2 separate regions of the Homo sapiens genome follow, and region 2 is linked to region 1. A link is an interaction called in ENCODE POLR2A ChIA-PET data of the cell type or tissue named here. Cell type or tissue: GM12878. All regions are shown on one strand.

What was found. Peaks named below come from ENCODE experiments on the same cell type or tissue, not always from the same donor. Only the 100,000 strongest peaks of a DNase experiment are listed, where the experiment ranks them.
Region 2: POLR2A ChIA-PET joins it to region 1 with 5 read pairs; 2 of 35 experiments call an interaction of 5 or more read pairs at or near these places.

The regions. Positions count from the first base shown.
Region 1 is chr2:171,342,921-171,346,920 of GRCh38, forward strand. The region is part of intron 3 of METTL8 (methyltransferase 8, tRNA N3-cytidine); the gene reads right to left. Among named protein-coding and RNA genes, the nearest start is that of METTL8, 89 kb to the right of the region's middle. In GM12878, no CTCF peak of the experiment used is centred here; no DNase peak of the experiment used is centred here; H3K27ac peaks cover 1,495 bases.
Region 2 is chr2:170,948,766-170,952,765 of GRCh38, forward strand. It overlaps GORASP2 (golgi reassembly stacking protein 2), which reads left to right. Exons shown (of 10, transcript NM_015530.5): 3 at 774-977; 4 at 1,439-1,525; 5 at 2,563-2,693. Among named protein-coding and RNA genes, the nearest start is that of GORASP2, 22 kb to the left of the region's middle. In GM12878, no CTCF peak of the experiment used is centred here; a DNase peak (open chromatin) is centred at 1,766; H3K27ac peaks cover 1,813 bases.

The sequences.
Region 1 (4,000 bases):
TCCCAACATTGGAAGGCCCAGGCAGGAGGACCACTTGAGGCTAGGAATTCAAGATGAGCCTGGACAACAAAGCAAGACCCTGTCTCTACTTAAAAAAAAAATGTGTGTATAGCAGTTCTATTTATATTAGGAAAAAGTGGGGAAAACTCAAATGCCCAACAACATGGGAATGAGCAAGCAAACCATGCAGTTCAAACAGGGTAACCTTATGTAGCAATTTAAAAATAAAAGATAATAAGCGGGGCATGATGGCTCATGCCTACAATACCGGCACTTTGGGAGGCCAGGGAGGGCAGATCACCTGAGGTCAGGAGCTCGAGACCGGCCTGACCAACATGGAGAAACCCCATCTCTACTAAAACTACAAAATTAGCCGGGTGTGGTGGTACATGCCTGTAATCCCAGCTACTCAGGAGGCTGAGGCAGGAGAATTGCTTGAACCCGGGAGGCGGAGGTTGCGGTGAGCTGCGATCGTGCCATTGCACTCCAGCCTGGGCAACAGGAGTGAAACTCCATCTCAATAAATAAATAAATAAATAAATATAAAAAATAAAATAATAAAGGAAAATAATATTAAGAGAAAATACACAGAATAGTATATACATTGATGGCAGCTCTAAAATTTATTTTATAGTCATTCATAACAATAAGTTGAAAATTTGAAGCAATGATAACAATTTAATCATTATTAGGTAGCTCTTTCTTTTGCAAAGCTGTATCTACTTCTTACACAAAGATTAAAGAATCTTAGCTGAATTCTTCATTCAAATTGCCTACAGAATTTCCTCATTTGATGAAAGGTTTGAATTAGAGTAGTATCTCTAAAGTCTGTTTAAGCTCTAAAAATTCTGTGTACTTTCCTATTAAGCGCCATGAATTTATGGAGAACATTAAACATTATCAGTTCTACAGACTACAAAATCTTGGATCAGATTGCCGTTTTAAACATGAGTCTGTACTACTGTTTTAATTTTTACAATTTAAAGAGAAAATGAATCTGTAGTGACGTGACTGCAATCTGGTTCAGAAACCAAACATGTCAAGCATCTAAATTCAACTCTAGCCTATGTAATATTAGAAGGCAATAGTCAGGGTTTGCTAATATACCTATTTTCAAGCCTTTTCCAACTATTTCCCACTCAGGAATTAGGAGAAAAGAAATCAGATAATTACATAAATTATACCAATAATAGTAGCATTAAAAATGACAAGAATAACACATATTACGTGTTTATTATGGGCTACGCACTATGTCAAATGCTTTACTTGGATTTTTCCCCCATTTAATCCTAGCAGTATCTCTCAGATAGATTTTATTATTCCAATTTGCAGAGAAAGAAATTCAATGTCAGAGGAAATAAAGAATTTCCCCAAGGTCACCCAGCCAGAAAGAACAGAGTCAAGACCTAGCCTAAGTCTGCTAAACTCTAAAGCCCACGCTCTCACCCATTACACTACACTGCCTCCCGAACACAAAGTCAATATGAACCCCCTGAAAATCATCTCTGCTTTTCTGATTCATACTTTCTTCTCAATTATGAAGTATCAAGTTGAAATTAAAACCTCAGTGTGGCTTACAATCAGTGTAACTACATTGTAAAAATAATGCTGATTGGAGTTACCCTTCATTAAGACAGATCAGAAATACATAATTAATTAAACTGCATACTTTAAATTATAAGAAATATAAACCATGCAGTTATATGATGAAATGATGAGCAATAGGAACATTAAATGCTCTATGAGAATATATGGGTTTGTGGGACAGAAACAAAACAGAGAAGCAGCACCAGTGTCTGGAATTTGGCTTTCAGCAGCTTCTCCAATCAATGCTGGCAACTCCATAGTTCCCAGTAATGTGTGAGAGCTTCTGAGACCCCACAGCTTGGTCAATCATCATAATTATGATTATGAGACAACAAACACCTTCAGTGTATGATTTAATTTCCTGAACTGCAAGAGTATCTGTGTTAACAGGGGAATTGGAGGAATTACTGCTCTGACCATGAGTAAAAAATTCAGTATCAAGCTGCTGGTAAGGCAGGTCAGGAATGATAAAATAATATAGCGTGGAGAAATCTGCCCTGTCTTCATCTTGTTTAACTGACTTTCTAAACAGGTGTATTAATGACAAATTTTTCTTGGAGGAAAATTTTTTTTCTTTCCTAGGTTGGTGATTCAGAGTTAACTGCTTTATGCCAGTGGCAGTAAGAGGGATGTAGCGATCTGTTTAACTACAGCCCAATGAAGCAACTTCTCAATTATTCACTTATTAAATTCAATATTGCTGAGGGAAAGAAGGAATATGCACGCTAACCATCCTTAAATATTCAGAATTCATTCTGAATCACACTCAACATCACAACTAAGAAATTGAATTAAACCATTTATGTATGACATATATAATATGATTAATATGAATTATGAAAATTTATTCTAAGTTTCCATGTAATAAAAAGCAATTTAAAGTTATTTTTGCACATCAATTACGCAAATACCTGAGCTCTCAAAGTTGGAAATTTCCACACATCAGTGAGAAAATTCATTGTCTAATAAAAGAAAACTCTTAAAAACTATGAAATTAAAAGTATGTTTCTAAGAGCACTGCATAAAATTTTAAACAAGCAAAGCCAACTTATAAACAAATAACCTAAATTTATAAGCATAAAACTTTTAGCTACTCTCTCTATATATTTTTTTCACATAGAACATTTTCTCAATGGTAAGGTATTCACAAAGTAAAGTATAGTGAGACTCATTCTTTTGCTTGACATAGATAACTTTCCATAGGTAGATAGTTAATTACAGGATATTTTAAAGTAAAAATAGCAGCTGCTTTTGTTATTCCATTTAAAAGACTCATTACATTTGCTAAATAACTGAGATATGACACACTGGAGATGTTTTTTAGGAAATTATAAAATATAATTATGTTAACTCAAAAATTGCCAAATGTATCTTTCATTTCTCTGAATTAACTTGCTTTTAAAATAAATTTGAGCTATAGTAAAATTGAAAATAAATTACAAAAAGGAAATGTGGAATTAAAAATCATTAATCTGGGCAATCTTATTGAAAGAAATGAGGGCCTGGATCTATAGTTTTTTTGTTTTTGTTTTTGTTTTTTGAGACAGGGGCTTACTCTGTGCCCAGCCTGGAGTGCAGTGGTGCAATCACAGCTCAGTGCAGCCTTGACCTCCTGGGCTCAAGTGATCCTCCCATCTCAGCCTCCCAAGTAGCTAGGACTACAAGCACGCACAACCACGCCTGGTTAACTTTTAAATTTTTTGTAGAGATGGGGTCTGACTGTTGCTCAGGCTGGTCTCAAATTCCTGGGCTCAAGAGATCCTTCCACCTTGGCCTCCCAAAGTGTTGGGATTACAGGTGTGAGCCACCACATCCGGTCCCAGATGCCATATACATTTTAATCACAAAAATGAAATGTCAACCATCCTGCAGCAAGACTATTATTTGTGATGCATAATTTCTTACTTTCAGATTGTGAGAGTGTTTCCTGACTTCAGTTCTCACCAACAGCTGAGACAATATGTGAGAAATGGGAAATGGGAGTGACAGGAGAGCCTGAGACACACAGAGACCAAAAGAAATGTGCCAGAGAGTTGGCCAGCATGGGAGAACAACCAGTACTTCCTCCCAGTTGCATTAAAATAAAGTGAGATAAGATCAGTAAACAGTGCTCCTGCTGTATAATAATCTGCATATAGAATACTCTGTGATGGGAGAACACTGGCTCTTTCAAAGATTTAGGACTCTCCTAGATAAGAAAAGATGGTGGTTCACAGAGGCACTTGCCGAAGAGCCAGGTCACTGCTTCCTCTGGGGTCTCAGTGTTTGAAAGTAGAGCTTTTAAACAATCTATTTACCTTGACCCATATTCATCAGAGACATTAAATATCAAACCTGAAGCCTCACCCAGGGTGCTGCAGACTGGCACGTCTGTGATCCCTACAGAAATTGCGCTGGATGGCTCTCACTGTAA
Region 2 (4,000 bases), 390 kb before region 1:
ATTCATTCTCTCATCTCATTCTCTCAAACTCGTCAGTTTTCTTGGTGCTAAGTTTCACAATATATGAATAATGTTATTAGAACCAGACAGAGAGATGTGCTCCAAAGTACCAAATTAAAACCACTTTTTATACCTTGTTTAGAGTTTACCCATAATAAAGTTCTAAGATAAAGAAATTATATAATCTCAGCAAATTCTTAGGACAGTAGCCACTTGGTTGGTTTAATTTTTCGTAACAGTCTTAAGTTTTCGTTCATTACTTACAACATCTCTGACATATAAATAAAGGCCAACATCTGGCCTTTATTTGTTTATGAAATGAAATATTTAATATGCTGTTTCTACTTTCTTTTCTATCCAGCTCTTAATAAAGCATGTATTTAGAAATAGAGTCCAAAATTAAACGTTAACCCCAGTAAATGTTTTAGATTTTTATAATCAAAGTCATCACAACTTCGTTAGTAATGTGACTTCTTATGGCATATTTTGTTTTTACACATTGAAGCCCTAGATCATTCTAAATAATGTTGGGTTGCAAATTCCATAATCCATAATGAGCTATTAGAAAAAAGTCAGTTTCAAGTTGTTGCTAACGTAAGAGTTCTTAATTTCTTGACATTCTTTTACATAGAAGAAAATTTAAATGTTGGTGAAACCTTTGTTGAATGTTTTATTTATGTTGATTATTAATATTACTCTTATAGGGCCATAGGATGCTTAAGCTAACATTAAATTTTTATTTACTAAGGAATGTGATTTCTATGTGTTCACAGAATAAAGACAATGACACTCTTAAGGATCTGCTGAAAGCAAACGTTGAAAAGCCTGTAAAGATGCTTATCTATAGCAGCAAAACATTGGAACTGCGAGAGACCTCAGTCACACCAAGTAACCTGTGGGGCGGCCAGGGCTTATTGGGAGTGAGCATTCGTTTCTGCAGCTTTGATGGGGCAAATGAAAATGTTTGGCATGTGCTGGTACGTATCAACTGTGAACTGTTACTGGAGGTTCATGAAGCAGTGTGGAAAGATGTTTTAACAATGGTTGTTTCTGGCTTAATAAGATTGTAAGGATATTATTAATAGGCAATTTTTGCCAAAAATCAGCGTTCATTGCTTTTTAAGTATGGATCAATTTTTTTTTAAGTTGAGGAAGAGAAGCAAATGTACAAGTTTAAGAACTTTTTCTAATGATTTATTCATTATAAGATGTGTTAGAGTAGATAGCTACAAAAATATTTTAAATATTTGTTAAATATTATGTAATTTTTATGCTCAGAAGTTTAAAATATATTCTGTAGTTTCTGACATCTGACACATCTCTAGCAAGACAGAAGTATACAGATTTAAAAAATCAACATAATTAAAAATTGGACTATAAACCTTGGAAGATTATTTTATATATATTAATTTTAGGGTGTGTGTTTATGTCATTCTAGGAGGTGGAATCAAATTCTCCTGCAGCACTGGCAGGTCTTAGACCACACAGTGATTATATAATTGGAGCAGATACAGTCATGAATGAGGTAATTCGTGTGTTTATTCATAGTGAGAACTATATAAAATTTTCTCATTGAGGTTTGAGTTGAGAAAGATATTTGCATGCTTTGCATTTAGAGTTAAAATTTCAGTCTTTGCTGATCAAAAATAACTTAAGCCTCAGGGTGTTAAATGGAACATCTGGTAGGTGTCTTATTAGGTATAGCTGTGAGGAAAAACACATACTGTGCGGCAATTGCACAGATTTTATGTGTAATATACAGAAATCTTTGCATACCTGAAGTCTAAATCAAATTCTCATTTTCAATTGTTCATTGATTTCATTTTCTCTTCCCCTTTTTGTTCAGTGACAGCATTAGCTCAGCTATATTACATCCTTTTCCTTGTCTCTTAGCTAGCGGAAGTATACATTGCTAAATCAAAAATGAGAGAAAAGGCTGGGCACAGTGGCTCATGCCCATAATCTCAGCACTTTGGGAGGCCGAGATGGGAGAATTACTTGAGCTCAGGAGTTCGAGACCAGTCTGGGCAGCATAGTGAGACCTTGTCTCTACAACAAATACAAAAATTAGCCAGGCATGGTGGTGCATGCCTATAGTCCCAGCTACCTGGGAGGCTGAGGTGGAAGGATCACTTGAGCCTGAGAGGTTGAGGCTGCAGTGAGGCAAAATCATGCCACTGCACTCTAGCCCAGGCAACAGTTAGAGAGACCCTGTCTCAAAAAAAGAAGAAAAAAAAAAGAGTGAGAAATGAGGTGCCCAGACAACCAGGTCTTAATAATGGGAAGTAAAAGCAGAATATGTAGAACTCGGGTGTAAAAGAATTGTACTAAGAGTGCCAACTAGATCTTAAGGAACTGGCCATAAAGCCTTGTATGTAGTAAGTAGGCTTTGCTTGAATTAATATATTGAATTAAACCTGCTTGTGATTTTTATGTCTGGGGCAGGGCCCAGAATCTGTATTTTTTTCTTAGATTTCTCAGGTGATTCTGATAGCCAGGTTTGAGACACACTGTTCCAAAGTATGGTAACGTGAAACATTTTCTCCTGTGACACTTTTGCAGTCTGAAGATCTATTCAGCCTTATCGAAACACATGAAGCAAAACCATTGAAACTGTATGTGTACAACACAGACACTGATAACTGTCGAGAAGTGATTATTACACCAAATTCTGCATGGGGTGGAGAAGGCAGGTAAGGTCATTTTTTAGACTAAGTTATGACTGCTTAAACATACCAGTCAGATATGTTGCAGACATTGATTGTTTTTATTTTGAAAGAAATTACTGGTTTATTTTAAGACTCCTCTTAAAAAAAAGGGAAGAGCTAGTCTAGAATATTGAAACCAATTTTTTTAAAGTACATATCTAGGGAACATAGTATATATACTATAGTCCTTTTCTTTACTAACCTAAGAGCTAACAGCATTTCTTTTTAATTGAGAAATTATTGCGCATAAGCCATAATTATAGAAAAGCCTAGAATTTGGAAACATTCCACATGTTTTCAAAAGTTCTAATCCCATGCTGGGAAAAGGATAACTTAGTTGCTGCAGGCAGGAAAAGCTTCCGTTTGCTCACAGTATCTTTACCCACACTACCTGAGATTCTCCAGCTGAATGTTTCGCCACAAGTATTCTAACTTGTTGCAGTTTGAGAAAAGTAAGATAGATGTGTCATCCAAGAGTCTGGCCTATATGGGGCAATACTTGATCAAATTATCATTGTCCATTGCCCAGGTTTGTAAATGCCCAGAAATAGGATCTATTCGAGGCATTCAAAATTTATTCATTACAAGAGGCACTTCCTCATATAAACTACATTTGCAGAGAAGCTGCTATATTTGAATGACAAATTTTCAGTTTGCAATAGAAAAATACCCCCTCTCTAGTTAGAAGAATACTCAGGTCAGATTAGTACCACAAGAGTGCCTGCTGAGCATGGAATCAAACTGGAGGAAGAGATTCTGTGGACAGTGAAGACCAACAGCAAAGAACATCACATATTCTTTCATTTTTAATTATGTTAACTAAATTTGGCTACATTCTTTGGAAGACATTTTTTCTTTTGATGTGTTTAATACTGTCAGTTGGCCATTGCATTAGCTAGGCCCATACAGAACATTTTCGTCAGTCTGCCTCTGACCATGCATTTGGTCTTTTTGTGCTTCTGTTTTTATTCCTTCCTCAGAGGCTGACCACATTTCATTTATTAAATCTTATTTCTCTTAATTTCATTCTTAGGCTGTCTTTAAGTTTGCCCAGGGTCTTGCTGTTGCCTCAAGTGCATTGTCTATTACCACTTAATTACTTTGACCAATAAGCACCTTGTTTTCAAATGTAGCTACCTCTGAAAGGCCATAATTGATCACTATAAATTATTTAATCTTTATTTCTCTAAATCCCAGTCCAGTGAGAATTGCAGGGTTTTGTTTGTTTGTTTGGAGACAGCGTCTTGCTCTCTGGGCTGGAGCACAATCATAGTTCACTGCAGCCTTTAACT